Linked DNA regions of Homo sapiens: regions 1, 2, 3 and 4 are each linked to region 5. A link is a contact called in ENCODE Hi-C or POLR2A ChIA-PET data. All regions are on one chromosome and are shown on one strand. The core of a region is the stretch at or near the end of the contact, and the rest is flanking DNA. Distances in the headings are between cores, read along the strand shown.

Region 1 (3,734 bases), core at 302-2,801, 730 kb after region 5:
TTTTTTTCTCTCTCTCTCTCCTGTCTCTTTCTTTTATCCCCTCAGATCACTAGTCTATTGTCACACTATTTATTGATTTATTTATTATTTGACCCTTACCTGAAATGTCACCATTTTTACAAATCACATTCCCATTCATACTTAAGTATTTCTCTGGGCTCTATTTTGTTCCAGTAATCATTCTGTCTCTTCATGTACTAATATAATTTTGTCTCAAATACTGCAGGATCATAATACATTACTAGTTTCTATTAGGGCTATCCTCACATAGCTTCCATAAAATAAAGTTTGTTTGTTTGTTTATTCATTTTTAAAAAGGACCCTGGTTATGCCTCAAAGAAAAGACATAGTGATAATGATCTAGCATTATATTTTACAAAATCTACTCCACATATATTTTTTAGGTTTCTGCTCATATATATGAGCAAAATCATGCAGTGTATATAAGTCATTTCCTCCTGGGTCATCATATGTTCCTGATCTGGGGCACACTGTGATTTGAACCTAGTTATTGGTGTAGTGGCAACGGGGGCAGTTGTTGTAGTCTTGTGGAAAATGAGCATCCCCTCGGAACATTGCTATCCCAGCGGAGGTTACTGCAGGGCTTTCAACCAAAGAAAGCGTGGTCTCCCCAAACACAGAAGAACAAGCAAGGGAGGCTCAGAGTGACGTGGGTGTGTTTAGAATCAGTTCTAACCTGATGCCTCACTCCAAGTTTCAGTGTCTCATGCTTTCCCATTTGATTTCCTATCTTTTACATCAGAAATTTGGCAAGGCTGTGAATCCAACTGAAATTGTAATTCTGCAAGCCTCCCAATTAAATTTTATGTTTGATTTTTATCAATATCAGCCTGTGGCCATAATAAATAAAAGATTATTTTTGGGCTGCCCTAGAAATGTCTAGTTTGCCACTCATGACTTGAACTGAAAATTAAAGGAATTTTAGCCTGTCATTTGCTTTCTGTAAATGCTACAGTACACTCCAGAGGATCCATCCAACATCATAGTCCTTGCTTTAGTTTGCACTTCATCACAATTACCATAGTTTGATTAATTGCAAAGCTATTACCTGCCATGGATTATTAGTATCAATTTCCCACTGGCAAAGAAATTGTCTCTGCACTGAAGCCTAAAATCATGATCAAACTAGTACCAAATCTCATGTGTGAGGGTCTGTCTTTTAGGACCACTACTGGTATCAATTCTGTAAGGTCTAGTCAGGAGATAGCTACACACCAGTAATTTGAACAGAAAAAATGTAATATACAGAATTATGAGCTAGTAAAATGCAATTAACTACTAAAAGAGAACTAGAGAATATAGAGAAGAAGCTCCTACCTCTAGAATGGAGAGAACATAACATAAAGAATTAAGAACATGAAAGAAGGTCCCTCCTCCAAGGCTGAATTCAGCCCTCAGTGGGTATCTTGTGGCTGACACAGAAACATGTAGCCTCTCAGTGGTAAAGAAACTTGTCAGAAAGTTTGGCCAGAGCTGGTCTGTAGGAACAGCTTGCTAGGTGGTTGAGACACTCTAGAAGGTGCAGGCAAGCTGCAGCTGGTTTGCAGGAACTGAAACTGGGTGGCTAAGTTCACTGGAGCGAGCTGGTGGGCTGAGCTGGAGAGCAGGACATGGCCAGCTGGGGTACCAGGGGACTGGAGCTGACTTATAAGAAACAACCTGCAGGCAGCTGAGGGGTCACAGCTGGTCTACAGGAAGTGGTCTGCTGGGTGCAGGAGAAACTCACTAGAGAGTGAACGACTTGGGCCTCCTGTCTGCCTGTTTGCTGACAGCTGTACCATAAGAGAGTAAGAGCACCATAACTGAAGATAAGCCTCTTCCTCTGCTATGACCTTACAGCAACACCCCAGTACCCTCTATTGACAATTAGGCTAACACTTCGGCAGTTGGGAAAGGAGAAATGTTTACAGGGTCCAGTCCCGCTACCACCAATAGAGCAAAGATGGATGCATTTGGAGCTGAGAGGAAATGGGTTGATAACTGGCACAACTAGTATGGATTATGTTTGCCAGTTTCAGGATCTCTATTCTGATGGTCTGGAGATCTCTTATATTTGATGATCATCCACTGTTAATAAGGGAAACACCCAAACCCTTTAACCAACGTGGTGCTTCATTTTCTCGGGTTTCCTGTGCCTCTCCACGTAAGGGCCTTTAAAATCTACAATGTCAGCAGCTTCAGTGCTCAGACTCATGGTCCATTTGCAAGGACAGCTGGTGAAATAAATAACATCTTTGTGGAAAAAGACAGAAAATAATGAAATAATATAAATCAAAACAAAGAGATCACCATAACCAGAGAATGGGATGCTAAGTGAGAGTCCGTTTCCTTGAGTGCTAGCTGGAAGCCAGCATGTAAGGAAGACTGAACTGAACTCATAATGTCCCCAGGACACTGTGAGTGGAGTGATGAACATAAATTATTTTCTTCAGTTCCTGTGATGAGAAATATGACTCCTAGTTAAGATAGTTGGCAAAATTCAAGATATCAACTATGGATTGTGCCTGTTTTAACGGTAAAGCAGCACTTGCCATTAATACAGCGGATGTTGGCCAGGCACAATGGCTCACACCTGAAATCCCAGCGCTTTGGGAGGCTGAGGTGGGAGGATCACCTGAGGTCAGGAGTTAGAGGCCAGACTGGCCAACATGGTGAAATCCTGTCTCTACTAAAAATACAAAAATTAACCGGGCATGGTGGCACACACCTGTAGATTCAGCTACTTAGGAGTCTGAGGCACAAGAATCGCTTGAGCTTGGGAGGCTCAGTGAGTTGAGACCACACCACTGCACTCCAGCCTGGGTGACAGAGCGAGACTCCGTCTCAAAAAAAAAAAAAAAAATACAGTGGATCTCAGAATAGGAAACCCCGTCTCCCAGACTAGCAGTGTCAACGTCACCCAGGAACTTACCAGAAATGCAAATTCTCAGACCCCACCCACACTTACTGAATCAGAGACTCTGGAGCTGGAGTCCAGCAATCAGTGTTTTAATAAGCCCACCAGGTGATTCTGATGTGTATTAATATTTGAGAACCACCGGTTTAGAGAGATATAAATTTAAGACTTGGTTTTTGGCAAACCATTTAATCTGTGCCTCAGTTTCATCATCTGTGACGGCTGCACCTTAATGATAACTACCTTATAGGGTTGTAGTGAAAATTACATAATAAAATCAGAGTAAAGAGCATATAAAAGTGCCTTCCACAGAGCATTCAAAAACTTTTTTTCAATCACCTCTTAAGACTTAATACAAATTTAAGAGACCAGTGTTTTTAAAGAGTTTAGCATAGTAAATATCAGGCACATAATAAATAGTATGCCCTCAATAATGCTAGCTATGGTATCAGTGGTAGTGGTAGTAGTAATATAACATTTAACACCTATATTGTACTTACCTTGTACTACGCATCCTTATAAGCCCTTTTTATGTTATGTTTTAACACTTAAAACCACTCTATGAGATAGGTATAGAACAATTATCACCACTTTTGAGCTGAAGGAACCGAGGTACAGAAGGTTTATTTCCAAAGACTACTTAGCTATTCAGTGATAAAACAAGGATCCCAAATCAGATCATTTCATTTCAGAGTCTGTGTTTTTAGGCACTAATCTGGAAAGATACAGAAGACAGAGAGAGAGGGGAATAAAAAAAGGGAAGGGGAAAGAGACTATGCCATTTTATACTATAAATTTTAAAAAGAAGTCTTTTTTT
Region 2 (3,392 bases), core at 344-2,843, 690 kb after region 5:
TTTCTTCTACCAGACACCCTAAATCATCTCTCCCAAGCTCAAAGTTCCACACATCTCTAGGGCAGGGGCAAAATGCCGCCAGTCTTTTTGCTAAAACATAGCAAAAGTCGCCTTTGCTCCAGTTCCCAACAAGTTCCCCATCTCCATCTGAGACCACCTCAGCCTGGACCTTATTGTTCATATCACTATTAGCATTTTTGTCAAAGCCATTCAACAGGTCTCTAGGAAGTTCCAAACTTTCCCACGTTTTCCTGTCTTCTTCTGAGGCCTCCAAACTGTTCCAAACTCTGCCTGTTACCCAGTTCCAAAGTCGCTTCCACATTTTCAGCTATCTTTTCAGCAACGCCCCACTGTACTGATACCAACTGACTGTATTAGTCTGTTTTCACGCTGCTGATAAAGACATACCTGACACTGGGAAGGAAAAGAGGTTTAATTGGACTTACAGTTCCACATGGCTGGGGAGGCCTCAGAAACATGGCGGGAGGCAAAAGGCACTTCTCACATGGCAGTGGCAAGAGAAAAATGAGGAAGAAGCAAAGGCGGAAACCCCTGAAAAACCCATCAGATCTCATGTGACTTACTCACTATTACGAGACTAGCATGGGAAAGACCAGCCCCCATGATTCAATTACCTCCCCCTGGGTCCCTCCCGTGACACATGGGAATTCTGGGAGATACAATTCAAGTTGAGATTTGGATGGGGACACAGCCAAACCATATCACTGGGGGAGGAAGGCACCGTGGTAGTGCTATGGACCGAATCATGTCCCCTCCATATTCGTATGCTGAGGCCTTGAGCCCCAATGTGAATATATTTGGAGATGAGTCCTTTCTGGAAGTAATTAAGGTTAAATGAGGTCATAAGGTTAGGGCCCTGATCTGATAGAATTTATGTCCTTTTAAGAATAGACACCAGAGCGCTTGCTCCAGGTGCACAAAGTAGTGGCCATGTGAGCATACACTGAGAAAGCAGCCATCTGCAAGCCAGGAAGAGGGCCCTTACCAGCCATTCTAGTCCCCTGATCTTGGACATCCAGCTTCCAAAACTGTGAGAAACCGATTTTTGTTATTGAAATCGCTTAGCCTTTGGTATTTTGTTCTGGCACCCTGGCAGACTAATATAAGTAGGGGTAAGCAGGTTATTAACCAGAAAGAGACACAAAGGAGCTTTTCACATAAGGGCGATGGATATATTCTGTATCTTGATCAGGGTAGTAGTTACGTGGGTGGATACATAGGTGAACAAGTTTATCAAACTGTCAGTTTCAGATTTCTACATTCTTGTGCATATAAATTTTCCTAAACTTGAAAAAGGCCGTCTTATCCCCATCTTTCCCAATGGAATCTGTGTTTCAAAAAGATAACAATATAGTGTTCATGCCTTCAAACAGGCCTGGTAGAAAGGAAATTAACATACATTATTTATCTCGTATATATGTATGTTTCTGCCTGTAATAAATAATGGGGATTGAGCACTTAGCACAAGAGTAAGCAACTGCCAAATGCAGCTCTGGGTTCAGACCTGTATGGGGCAGACCTGAGAGCCAGGCCCCTTTCCCTACCATACTGAAACTGACAGCAAAGCCGCTCAGCTAAGGGGATGTGCAGAAAGGACGCCCTGGGGTCTCCTGAGGCTGCAGGGCGGCCGGGGAGCCCTGGGGTCAGGAGGGCAACTTTCTGGGGCACAGTGCTCGAGTCACCTCTCCGAGGAACGGCTCTGCCTGCACTGCTTCTTGTACTTTGTTTACCCGCCCCTAGGAAAAGAGCTGTGAAGATGATCGTAGGGAGCAAGCAGTGAGGCGGCAAATGGCTCTGAGAGGAGCCACGCAGACAGCTGGGCAGCCGTGCCAAGAACAACAGGAAGCTCGCGGCCCCACCCCTGCTCGCTGCAGCCCTGGCCTGGAGACCCAGGGTTATTTGCTTTGAAGGGCCCTCTGCAGATGTTACATAAACAAAACCTCCATTGACTCCAGTTCTGAGCCTGGCCTAAAATAGCCCGCGGGCTTCCCCCTACCACTGTGCAGTTTCGCCGCCATCCCTTTTGGTCCCCTTGTGTGCTAGCTGCTTCCCTCCATTGACCACATGTGCAGACAACTCTCGCCAGTGTCCCTAAGAGGCCAGTTCCCTGGGGAACAAAAAGTGGGGCTCGTTTGCCTTCCCTGGCAGGTCAGACACAAAGCATCCCTGTAAGACCTTTGATGGCTACTGGCCAAGGGACACGTTTCCCCTCCCCAGGGAGGCAGGAAGCTGGGCTGAGGCACAGTGGGGTTTGGTCAGCAGCCAGCACAAGAGGGACTGTGCTTTCTCTCTGTGTCTGTGTCTCTTTCTGTGTGTGTCTGCGTCTCTCTCTCTCTCTGTCTCTTTCTCTCTCTTTCCTAAGGGCAAGCTCTCCAGGTAAGGGCACGAGTTCTTCGTCAGCGTCTCTATTTTCACTTGATGTAACGACTGAACACTCTACTCTTGACTCTTCCTCCAAGCTCCTATAAAATTCCCTGACCCCATTTGCACTTCAGCTCCTTCATTCTGCAGAAAACCATTCCTTCGTGAACATCTGGAGAATCACAGATCCGTGCCACAGCACGGGGTCACTCTGGGCCTTGCCACTCAACATGGGTCCCTGGAAGCTATTATCATCTTTTCCCTTTGACCTCCTGCACTTCTCCAGGATCTTAACTCATAAAATAAAACCAAAAACAACACCAGCAATAAAAACATATTTATGTCAAATACTTACTATGTGCCTGATACAAGGCTAAGCATTTTATGTGTTTTATTTTATTTCATATTGAACAGTCTTATGAGATTGGTACAATAATTATCTCCAGCTGACAGAAGGACAAACTGCAGTTTGGAAAAATTATAGAACTTGTACAAGATGTGACAGAGGTGGAACAGTCAGACTTGTATTCAGTGTCTCAACCACTGCATTGCATGTCCGGGGAAAAAGAGGGCAGGACTCACAACTCCTCCTTTCCATGGTCTTTCTTCTATTCAAAGGCCATGCTATTGTATCCATGGTCAATGTCATTAAACATATCACTGATCAATTAATTATCCAATCAGTATTTAAGGACTATGTTTTCTGGGCAAGTTGCTATTTGAGTCTATACCAGACCAAAAAAACAAAAACGTATGATGTATACTATGTGAATATCTAGCTCCTACTGTATCAACAGTTGTACTTCGGTTGTGAGAGGGCTTTGTGTTTCTCTGGGCTGAAGATCCTCAAACCAGATGGCCATCCTGGAACTAGAAGTTCTTCTTTAATTTAATTTTTTTTTAATTTCAACTTTTATTTGAGATACCAGAGGTATATGTGCAGGTTCGTTATGTGGGAATATTGCATGAGGCTGAGGTTTGGAGTATGGATCCTGTCACTTATGTAGTGA
Region 3 (3,884 bases), core at 1,258-3,757, 630 kb after region 5:
GTAAAAATGGCCCCGAAGCATAATGCTGAAGTGCTGCCAAATGTTCCTAAGCTCCAGAAAACTGTGATGTACCTTACAGAGGAAGTATCTATGTTAGAGAAGCATCATTCAGGCATGAGTTATAGCGCTGTTGGCCATGAGCTCAAAATTGGTGTATTAAATAAGGTGCCCCAGTCAGAATGGCTATTACTAAAAAGCCAAAAACAACAGATGTTAGCAAAGTTGCAGAGAAAAGGGGACACTTATACACTATTGGTGGGAAGGCAAATTAGTTCAGCCACTGTGGAAAGCAGTTTGGAGATTTCTCAGAGAACTTGAAACAGAACTAACATTTGACCCAGCAATTCCATTACAGATATATATCCAAAAGAAAACAAACTGTTCTACCAAAAAGACACATACTTGCATGTTCACTGCTGCACTATTCACAATAACAAAGACATGGAACCAACCTAGGTGCCAATCAATGGTGATTGGATAAAGAAAATATGGTACATATACACCATGAAGTACTATGCATCCATGAAAAAGAACAAAATCATGTCCTTTGCAGCAACATGCATGCAGCTGGAGGCCATTCTTCTCATTGAATTATCACAGGAACAGAAAACCAAATACTGCATGTTCTCACTTGTAAGTGGGAGCTAAACATTGGGTGCTCATGGACATAAAGATGGCAACAATAGGCACTGGGTACTACTACAGCAGGGAGGAGTGAGTGGGGGTAAGGATTGAAAAACTATTGGGTGCTATGCTCAGTACCTGGGTGACAGGATCATTTGTACCCCAAACCTAAAAAAAAATTCTTCCTTATATTTATTTAAAATCTGCTTCCTAATAAATTTTCTTTAATTAAAAATGTTAATATCCCAGAAAAAATAAGGCATCTTGAAACAGAAACGTACATTAAACAAGGTTATTTATTGATTGGCTGATGAAAATGGTGCAAACAAAGGCTCACAGGAACCCAACTTCATTCTTGCTAAGTAGAATGGACTGTTTTGGGGTCCTAAAGTATCAAAAGGGCTGTTTCTTCTGTCGCCCACTTACCAGCTGTTCATATCTCATGACTGCAAACACAGTGGAGAAGCCAAGTCAGAGGCATAATCAAGAGTTATTTAGGTCAGGTGTAGTGGCTCATGCCTGTAATCCCAGCACTTTGGGAGGCCGAGGCGGGTGGATCACTTGACGTCAGGGATTTGAGACCTGCCTGAGCAACATGGTGAAACCCTGTCTCTACTAAAAATAAAAAAAATTAGCCAGGCATGTTGGCGCATGCCTATAATCCCAGCTACTTGGGAGGCTGAGGCACAAAAATTGCTTGAACCCAGAGGCAGAGGTTGCAGTGAGCTGAGACTGCACCACTGAACAGCACTCCAGCCTGGGCAACAGAGTGAGACTCTGTCTCAAAAAAAAATAAAAATAAAAAAGAATTATTTATATACATATACCAAGTAGACAAAAGTATGCCTGATGATCTGGAAGGAAACAGAAAAATAGAATGACAGTGGTGGTGGGAGTATAGGTTTTTAACATTCTTTTGTTCCCATTTCCAATTGTTGGCATTTCTTTGTAGATTTACGTATTAAAAACAAGAACGACTGTCAGGAAGGCGAGGAAGCACTGCCTAACAGAGCATGGCAGTGGTGGAAAAGCAGACCAGGGAGCCCACAAGGAGACAATGATAGAGAAGTCTTTCTTTGGGAGAGCATCCTTAGCTGTGGAACAGGCCGAGATGCTTACAGAGGAAGGATGGACCTCTGTATAAGCTCTGTAGCCTTCTCAGTAAAAAGTAAACAGAAAAAAATGGGGGGAGAGAAGGAATGAAGAAAGTGAGTCTATGGCCTTAGTGCTTCTCTGCTTAGGATAGAGCACTGGCAAGCATATGAAAACACATACATTTCATTGCTAAAAATAAAGAATCAAAAGTGCTTTTGTTTAAGCCTTGATGTGATATTAGCAATAAAGAGCCACCAGTTGCAGGAGAACCACAATACATCCATAACCCCCAAAATATATTAGTTTAGGGGAATTGTTGTCAACAGTAGGAACAATTAAGACTGTGTTGTTATAGAAATACTGTGCCTAGCTGGTTTGCAAAAGAAAACTGCCTCTGATGACTTAGGTCTGGAGGGCCTTTGAAGGCAGTTTCTTTCCTGTGACCAGTAACTGATTTTTCACAAAATTGTGCATTGACTATTTCTCACAAGAGGTTTTGAAAATGAAGCTGGGTTTCAGGTTCGACTCACATGAGCTACTTTTATTTGGACAGTCTTTGTTTTTCTCAGTCTCGTCGGCAGTCCTTCCGGGGCCTTCCTCAATCCCTGGCCGGGGCTGAGGCCTGGCCGTTGTTTGGGATGAAAAGGTATTGGAAGGCTGGCTGCTAATTGGAGCTTGCACCTGCAGACCCCAGCCTTGGAGGCGACTCGGCACAGGCTACTGCTCTATGTGTGTATGCTTGTGTGTGTGCATTTTATTTCCTCAATGAACACTGGAATGTGGCATGGTTTTTTGGCCTGGGTATGCTGGAGGAGATCCAAGCTGCTTGGCCACTTTCTCTGTTCTGGGGAAGGGCGGGGTGGGGGGGCACCTCCTTTACTCTCTAAGAAGGAGGGATTTCTAGCTATGCAAATATATCCAGTGCATTCTGATCTAATCTCTTCTGGCCCCAAGAGGGGACTTACCCAGATAAGAGGCGCTCTTCAGAGAAAGTGAGAGGGTGCCACAGCAGGGCTTTCACCCACCAATAAGCTGATGAATTTTTAATGAGTTTCTCACACTTCACTCTAGTAACATTATCCAGGCAGTGCTGAAGAGGAATGGCTACAACCTCTGTGCTCAGCCAAAGACGAGAGAAATGGACAAAATACCCAGGTGGACCTAACGACCATGCCTCTGTTTCTCCCCACCCCACAATACCCAGGGGTTCAACCTAATGCACATATTTAATTTTGTGCATCTGATCAATTTTGGCATACATATATGCCCATGAAATCATCACTGCAATCAAGGAACAAATTCATTTTCTTTCTCTTTGTAATCTCTCCCTCTCACTCCCCATTCACCAGGTCCCCAGGCAAGTATTGATCTGCTTTCTATAACTAGACTGCTTGCACATTCCAGAACTCCATATAAATGAAATCAAACATTGTGTATTCTTTTTGGTGTCTGGCTTACTTCACTTGGTATGATAATTTCAGGATTTATTCATATTGTAGGTATCAACAGTTCATTCCTTTTTTTCTGCTTAGTATTGCATTGTGTGGACACAGCACAGTCTGTTTATTCATTCACCTGTTGATGGGCATTTGGGTTGTTTCCAGTCTGAGGCTATTACCAAGAAACCTGCCATGAAACCAAGACAGGAGGATTGCTTGAGGCCAGGAGTTAGAGACCAGTCTGGGCAACATAGTGGAGAACTCATCTCTACAAAAAATAAAAACATCAGCCAGGTTTGGTGGTACACGCCTGTGATCCCAGCTACTTGGGAGGCTAAGATGGGAGGATTGCTTGAGCTCAAAAGGTTGAGGCTGCAGTGAGCCATGATCACATTACTGCACTCCAGCCTGGGCAATGCAGAGCAAAATCCTATCTTAAAAAAAAAAAAAAAAAAAAAAGGTCAAAGCAGGCCCAGACCATTTCCACTTTTTGAAGTTCTTGGGATATTAAAAATGAAAGAAGGAATCCCAAAATAGACCTATAAAATATGCTATATTTAAAATGTATACATGCTTTTGAACATATTAAAAATTCAACATGTAGGTAACACTGGAAATGATATCAGGATTTTGAATTTGAAGCTCAATGTGGGGCCTAGGACAAAGGGTCTCCTGGCCATTGACCACTTTGTGATGGGTCCTGAGGGGCCAGCACCAGCTAGGGGC
Region 4 (3,514 bases), core at 744-3,243, 890 kb after region 5:
GTAGGCTTTTCTGTAACTGGTTCCTTTTCGTTTTCCTCATTGGATAATAATTTTTCAGAATAAAATCTTTTGGTATCAGTATTTTCAAAATATTTCAAGACACCAGCCATTCTTAATCAGGCCACTGTGGAGCTCTATGCAATTAAGTTGCTAAAGTTAGGACAGAGCCCTTAGTTTCAGATTTCAGCTCCATATATCTGAATGGAAGCTCTTGAATGGATGAGCATTCTGACTACTGCCTGGCTAATAATTTTCCACTTGCATTTGGCCGATCCTACACACATGAGCATAAGCCAGTGTAAATGCTCCATCAGAGGCTCTTAGCAGGAAGAAAACAACTAAACAGATTCATTTCTTGACTTTCTTCTTTGATAGATATTTTCTTACTCTTAAATATACTTTACTCCTGATAATTTAGAGATCTATCGTTGGTGAGAGGATATCATGAATTATGAGTCCTTGCATTCTTTTTATAAAGGTAATATCCCCGGTTTGATGAGACAGAAATTTGCAATAGCATCTTTGCAGGGCTTTTCAAAGAGTAGTGGGAATGGAAAAGTTCCCTGGGACCCATTTCCTGACTGTTCCATTCGTGCTGATCACGACTTTAACCATGTTTTTCAAGCTGCCAATCAAAGCACACGTTCTATAAAATACAATTCCCTGGTAGGCACAGTGGAGCTAAATATTTGTCCCTAGAACTGTCCTGGGAGAGAAAGGACATAAAGTTGCTGCCACTAGGTTAAAATTTAAGAACAAAATTATAGGAAGCAGACTCCAAACTATTTTCTTAAATTAATTCTTCCTTTTCCAACCAGAACACAATCTCCCCTATTGTCATGTACGCCCTGATGCCTAGTTGGGTACACAGCAAATGTACACACATATCTGATGATTTACTGATGGACTGAATCCTCACAAATATTACATTTAAAGCTTTCAGATCAAATTAAATAATTTGCATTTGGGCAAACAGCCAACAGCACTCTAAACTGTACTCCTAACTAACGTTATTCCCTCCTCTACCTCTTCATCCCTGGTGTTCTCTGCAGACCTTCCAAATACAAACTCACTTTCACAAGAAAAAAAATAACTGCAAAGTATGATTCAGGTCAGCCAAGAAAGGAGGTCATATTAATTTTATTTTTCTTGCTCTGTTTCCCAGGCTGGCATGCAGTGGCATGATCTCGGCTCACCGCAACCTCTGCCTCCCAGGTGCAACTGATTATCCTGCCTCAGCCTCCTGAGTAGCTGGATTACAGGTACCTGCCACTACGACTGGCTAATTTTTGTAGTTTTAGTAAAGATGGGGTTTCACCATGTTGGCCAGGCTGGTCTCAAACTCCTGACCATAGATGATCCACCGCCTTGTCCTCCCAAAGTGCTGGGATTACAGGCATGAGCCACTGCACCCAGCCCATATTAATTTTTAATTTCTGTTTATGCCTATGAAAAATGTATAAGTTGTTCTACAAACAGAAATGCACTTCTCTTGCTAGGGTTGCCTCAATAAATTTAAGCAACGTGGCACTATATTTCCTTTATAAAGCTCCTTCCTACATATCTCACACAACACACAAGAAAGTCATAACCAAATTATTTAAGAAGAATTTCTCAAAACACTAAGACAAAAGCCGTCTCTTCTAAATGAGTAACGTGGAAGGTAATCTTGTTCCCTTACTGCTGACATGTAGCTTTCTGCCTGGGGTTTTATCTTTAACTCCCTGGTAATCCAAACGGAGCAGGAAAACCTCAGACAATAGAGCCTCTTTTTTGCTTTACATCCACTTTTTTGGGGTCGGCACCGAACAACCATCATTAAATGGTTTCTGGCGCAAAGTGGCAGGCTTGGGTAAGCTGAAATGTTTATGACACCAAAATAAAGATGTTCCACACTGCTGAAACCGGGGAGTCACGCAGAGAACAACTGAAATGGAATTACACACCAAGGTTTACTTAACTAGCACGACTTTAACTCGTGTCTGCCTGATACACTTACCAAAGAGAAGTGGCAGAAACCCAGGGTGGACAAAAGAGGGCAGTGTTCACTATGTCTTTCATCTCAGCTCTTCGCTCTTTATCAAATTGCCACTGAGCCAAGAGAAAACTATGTCCAGCATTTCATAACACAGGAAGTGGGGAAGCAGATTAGATATTGGGCTCTGCAGTCACCACAAAATAAGCAGTGTGCTCGTAAAAGTCACTTTTTTCCCTAGACGAAAGCTTAACCATTGGTGAGTTTTGGGGTTTGGTTTCTGTTTTTCAGTATGATCGGCTAAACCTCTCCAGGAAAATAATGGAATATGTAATATTTCTCAAACTATAACAGGTTATAAGGTTTATTTAGTTCAAAGCACTCATTTTTGCAGATGAGGACCAGGTTTCTACATTTGTCAGTGGCTTCTCCTTGTGCTCAGATATCATCAGTATGTGGGGAGGGGAAGACAGACTTCCCTCTTGGAGCTATTTAGAGAATTTTTAGTCATTTCAGAATAGAATCCATGTACGCCCTGTACACAAAAAAATTTAGGTCCCAGAAAGGGAATCTTGTCCCCTGCCCTGGATGTCATCATATTGGGTCGAACTTCATTCACATTCTTTGGGAAAAGCTTATGTGGACATGTCATTGTACCCAATAAAGGATTGCAGCCTCAGCACTCAAAAAGTGCACATTTTGCCCAGGTATCTGTCTATTCTTAGTTATAGATATCTAGTGTCATCTTTTAATAGGGAAAGACTCTTTAATTCTTTTGTAATTCCTGTTGTCCTATACATATTTTTGAGCTCCTGCGATGTATAAGCCTCTGTTGTTAGACATGCAGAAGTGAAAAGGACACAGTTCTAGCCTTTAATAAACTAAGCATCAAATAAGAATCAGATGGCCGGGCGGATCGCTTGAGGTCAGGAGTTCGAGACCAACCTGACCAACATGGAGAAACCCCATCTCTACTAAAAATACAAAATTAGCCGGGCGTGGTGGTACATGCCTGTAATCCCAGCTACTGGGGAGGCTGAGGCGGGAGAATCGCTTGAACCTTGGAGGCGGAGGTTGTGGTGAGCTGAGATCACGCCATTGCACTCCAGCCTGGGCAACAACAGTGAAACTCCGTCTCAGAAAAAAAAAAAAGAATCAGACAAGGCAGAACCAACCTTGTCAGTAACCGTAATACATCAACAACCATAATACAAGGCAGAATGGGGTTGGCTTAGAAGAAAAATACAAATTGCCAAAGAAGAGATTGTATTCATCAGGAGTGGAGAACTGAGGGAAACTTCACAAAAGAGAGAGCTGTGGAGTCGGGTTCATAGAATAGGTGGGCTTCCAGCGGGGTGTGGTGGCTCATAGCTGTAATCCCAGCACTTTGGGAGGCCAAGGTAGGCAGATCACCTGAGGTCGGGAGTTCGAGACCAGCCTGACCAACATGGAGAAACCCCGTCTCTACTAAAAATACAAAATTAGCTGGGTATGGTGGCACATGCCTGTAATCCCAGCTACTCAGGAGGCTGAGGCAAG
Region 5 (3,526 bases), core at 242-2,741:
AATAGAGACAAGGAAACAAAATCTGCTTAGAATAGGCCATTCTTCCTTTACACCTACAGTACTTTCCCAGGACTCCTTGTGACTAAATGTTACAAAGATATCTCATCAAATCATTAGCTGATGACATTTATCAAGTACTGGTAAATACAGCTATGTTAGTTTCATAGCCTTAATTCCCTTATTAGAAGAGTTTTTCACTGTAAATTCATGGGCCCTTTCCTGTGTAAATAAATAATGGAAGAACTTAAATAATTCCTTTCACTATAAATGTCACCTTGTACCCTTGCAGACAATTCTCCCTTTCCTTCTTGAAAATTCCTTCAACTGTGAGAATATTTCCTTTTTTATTACTTGGGATTTTGCCATGTGGCTTTTTTTCCTCATTCATTCAATTAGTCAACGAAAATCATTTAGCTGTTATGTTCTAGAGGTTGGTGGGGAGATAGTCTCTACAATTTCTGTCAAAACTACTCATGAGTACTCTTCAAAATCTTAATATTATGTGAAATGTTGGCAGTAATAAGGTAGTTTTATAACATTTATTATATGGCTTCTGAGAATAACTTTTGCTGGAACGTCCTCTGAGATCATTAGGCCCATCTCCTCATTTATAGATGAGAAATCAGGCTCAAGGGCAGATCCCAGACTGTATATCTCCTTATTAAAAAATAGTTTTTTAAATTCCAAGAAGCTTCACATGTTTACCACTGAAGGAAAGGTATTATTGCTTGGATTCCGTGCAGGGGAGGGATTTTATAGTCCTCCCATCTTATGAAAAGGCTTCAGTATAAAATAAAAAGGGTCAACTAAAAAATATCTGGTATTTTGAAGTCCCATACAGAGATGCTATATGAGAGAGCAACTTGGAATTAAATTAACTAATTTGAGTTAACTCATCTTTATTAAGCCTGAGGTGCTGAGCATGTGTTGGGTCCCGGAGAAAAACAGACATACACCCTTTGCCATGTGCAGGGGATGCAGGGAGGTAAATGGGTGGACCTGTTTACATTATGGTATGGTAGGCGCTATGATGTGGAAGTGCAGAGTGCTATGAGACAGAGGAGGCTTCCTCCAGGGTGAAAGGAGTTGGTATGGAGATGGAGTGGCAGTGATTGTTCCAGGCAAAAGAAACAACTTGTATAAAAGCCTGGAAAAGAAAGTTTCAGAGTTTTTGTGAAAACAGTGTTAGTTACGCACTGAAGGGGAGGTTAGAAAGGGATTATAGTCAGAGTCTCTGATTTTCACTGGCCACACCTAAAATCCATGTGTTCCTTACTTGCCTTGTCCAAGTTGACATTTTTAAGTGTGGTATGTAACATTTATTTGTACAGTTATTCTTCCCTGTCATCCAAGACACTATTCTTAGTTTTCCTTTGCAATACACAAAGGTGATTCACTCACCTTGAGAAGGCCCTGAATTCAGCTTATTCAGCATTTATCAAGAACCTCATAGGCACAACCCTCTCCAAGTGCTGCCTCAGCCCTCTGTGTTTATAGTCCTTGTTATAGCACAGATCACATGATATTAGGGCTCCTTGGGCTCCCCCGTGAGCTCCAGGAAGGACTGTCTTAGCCACCTCCAGAACTCCAGCACAATGCCAAGCATATAACAGGAGATAAATGCTTCTTGAATAAATACACGAGCTTGGTGGGATATACCTCAATTCTTAAAACATACTTAAATGCACCTTTTGAAAAAAACAGTGTCCTACATAGCTTGCTTTGGTACAGACGGTAAGGGGACAACCAAAAAATGGTTAGAGAATCTCTATTTTGTGAAAAACGCATTAACTCAGCATTCCCTGTTATAAGGGTACATAGAAATATTTTTGAATTTATAATATCCACTAGAACGTTTTACTGGTGTAGTACTTAGTAGCAGTTGTTTTGAATAAAAACTAGACATTACAAGGTAATGATTTAGCAAAACAAACCAAAAGTCAGTGAGTCAGGAGGAGAAAAGGCACTGTGTTAAAATGACCAGCTGTATTACAGGGTCTGCTATTTGCTACATCAGTTTCTCATTAAGCAAAGCTCACTATATTTAAGGTAATTTTAACAGAGTAAATACAAAAAAACACAGTAATAAAGACTAACCATATACTTGGATGGTCAGGACACAGGCCAGGATTATGGATTTTATTCTTCTGATCCACCACAGTTGGTCCTAAAACACCTGTCATTCATCTAGTGTTACTGGGGACCTGCTATTTGCCAGGCACTGTGCTGTGCATTGAGAATACAAAGGTAAGACAGCAGCTCTGCCCTGAAGAATTTTTAGTAAGGAGTACAGGAAAATATGCAAAAAAACAAAAACAAAACCCAAAAAACAAAACGAACCTTTGGAAGAAGCAGCAGGAGAATCAGGGCAAGCTTCCCAGGAGAAGCAAAATCTCTCAAACGCACGTTGTCAGTCATCAGGCGGTTCAGATAAGACTTTGAAAACTTATCAGCACACGTCTTCCATCACTATTAGAAAAATAACTTGAGTGTACCCAACCCCAGTTTATCTTCCAAGTTGGTAACACATATCTATGTGTTCCTGGAAGCTTTGACCATATGGCATGGTCAAATAATATATTTATTAAAATATATTCTACCTTTAAAACTGATTAAGTTTGGGGAGAAGAGAAATAGCAAATTGATAAACGGTCTTCTGTAGTAACATGTTTGAGCCACAACGAGGCGCTCTGGATTCAAGAATGAGTGGGCTTCTCTTATTGTACAGTCTCTTCTCTATGAGGGGCTTTCAAAGAACAAAATGCATTTATCTAACATCAGGAAGGCCAGCAGCTCTTGTAGGAAGGCAGATGTTTGTCCTGTACAAAGTACAGATGTTTTTGACTGAAGTTCCAAAATAAATCTTATTTGTGGAAGAAGAATTAAACGAAGGCAGAAACTGCTTCTTAACAGAGGGGCTTCTAACATCTAAAATAACCATTTTCCTACACGGTCACCTGGGGTGGAGGAATAAATAAAACAAACAAGCACATAAAATTAAAATATTAACCACCAACAACAAATGATAAAAACCCTCACAAAATAAAACAAAGCTCTCAGAATAATGAGAACATTTTTGAAAGGACACGCTGCTGGAAGCAGCTCTGATAATATTCCCCTTGGTGTTGGTTTTGGAGATCCTATCCAAGGAGGAATCTTCTTTAACCTTCATGATGAACTAGCCAGTAATCTCATGTTTGTAATATTACAATCAGTAGCCATGGAAATAAAACTGATGTCACAAATTTTGCTTTTTGATTAACACTCCTGGATTGTACAGGAGCAGAAAGCAAGCAAGTCACATCTGACCTGTGCTATTTCGTTTTTAGTAGATTAAGAAAAATTAGACCAACGGTATACTGTTATAATATGAATCTTTAAAAAATCTTCAAAATCTTTATGCAGATTTTCAAAACTCCAATGCTTCAAGATTCTTCTTTAGCTAGAACTCCTGAGCTCTTTAGTCATGAGTATTCGAAATATTCTTTGTACTAGACAAAATAAATGACTCGTGCTACAGATGAGT

The links. Hi-C counts contacts between places; a loop is a spot of excess contacts on that map. ChIA-PET counts read pairs that join two places held with the same protein, here RNA polymerase II (POLR2A). Pooled maps may share reads with other maps.
Region 1: a pooled map shows a loop between it and region 5 (3-fold over the local background). The contact joins two enhancer-like sites. A Hi-C loop is called at or near these places in 1 of 37 single-sample maps with no recorded cell type and 3 of 50 pooled maps. POLR2A ChIA-PET finds 5 or more read pairs at or near these places in 1 of 52 experiments (OCI-LY7).
Region 2: a loop to region 5 is called in a map of ovary, with 3 times the contacts of the local background. The contact joins two enhancer-like sites. A Hi-C loop is called at or near these places in 9 of 168 maps with a recorded cell type or tissue (GM12878, HCT116, IMR-90 and 6 more), 22 of 37 single-sample maps with no recorded cell type and 22 of 50 pooled maps. POLR2A ChIA-PET finds 5 or more read pairs at or near these places in 1 of 52 experiments (OCI-LY7).
Region 3: a pooled map shows a loop between it and region 5 (3-fold over the local background). The contact joins two enhancer-like sites. A Hi-C loop is called at or near these places in 2 of 168 maps with a recorded cell type or tissue (HCT116 and K562), 5 of 37 single-sample maps with no recorded cell type and 12 of 50 pooled maps.
Region 4: a loop to region 5 is called in a map of ovary, with 5 times the contacts of the local background. The contact joins two enhancer-like sites. A Hi-C loop is called at or near these places in 24 of 168 maps with a recorded cell type or tissue (Caco-2, HCT116, HepG2 and 15 more), 15 of 37 single-sample maps with no recorded cell type and 40 of 50 pooled maps. POLR2A ChIA-PET finds 5 or more read pairs at or near these places in 1 of 52 experiments (AG04450).

The regions. Positions count from the first base shown.
Region 1 is chr4:53,746,885-53,750,618 of GRCh38, forward strand. No RefSeq gene overlaps it. Among named protein-coding and RNA genes, the nearest start is that of LNX1-AS2, 160 kb to the left of the region's middle. RefSeq lists enhancers at 1,464-1,673, 1,724-1,773. Within about 2 kb of position 1,552, at least 5 of the 41 ENCODE cell types and tissues checked have a DNase peak (open chromatin) inside an H3K27ac peak, as active enhancers do.
Region 2 is chr4:53,700,923-53,704,314 of GRCh38, forward strand. All of the region lies in intron 1 of LOC100506444 (a long non-coding RNA gene), which reads left to right. Among named protein-coding and RNA genes, the nearest start is that of LNX1-AS2, 110 kb to the left of the region's middle. RefSeq lists an enhancer at 1,629-1,748. Within about 2 kb of position 1,594, at least 31 of the 41 ENCODE cell types and tissues checked have a DNase peak (open chromatin) inside an H3K27ac peak, as active enhancers do; they include ovary, where a contact is called at or near this core.
Region 3 is chr4:53,638,629-53,642,512 of GRCh38, forward strand. It overlaps a transcript of LNX1 not described here. Among named protein-coding and RNA genes, the nearest start is that of LNX1-AS2, 48 kb to the left of the region's middle. Within about 2 kb of position 2,508, at least 3 of the 41 ENCODE cell types and tissues checked have a DNase peak (open chromatin) inside an H3K27ac peak, as active enhancers do.
Region 4 is chr4:53,906,783-53,910,296 of GRCh38, forward strand. The region is part of intron 1 of LOC124900702 (a long non-coding RNA gene); the gene reads left to right. Among named protein-coding and RNA genes, the nearest start is that of CHIC2, 160 kb to the right of the region's middle. Within about 2 kb of position 1,994, at least 6 of the 41 ENCODE cell types and tissues checked have a DNase peak (open chromatin) inside an H3K27ac peak, as active enhancers do; they include ovary, where a contact is called at or near this core.
Region 5 is chr4:53,013,125-53,016,650 of GRCh38, forward strand. All of the region lies in intron 5 of SCFD2 (sec1 family domain containing 2), which reads right to left. Among named protein-coding and RNA genes, the nearest start is that of SCFD2-AS1, 88 kb to the left of the region's middle. Within about 2 kb of position 1,492, at least 5 of the 41 ENCODE cell types and tissues checked have a DNase peak (open chromatin) inside an H3K27ac peak, as active enhancers do; they include ovary, where a contact is called at or near this core.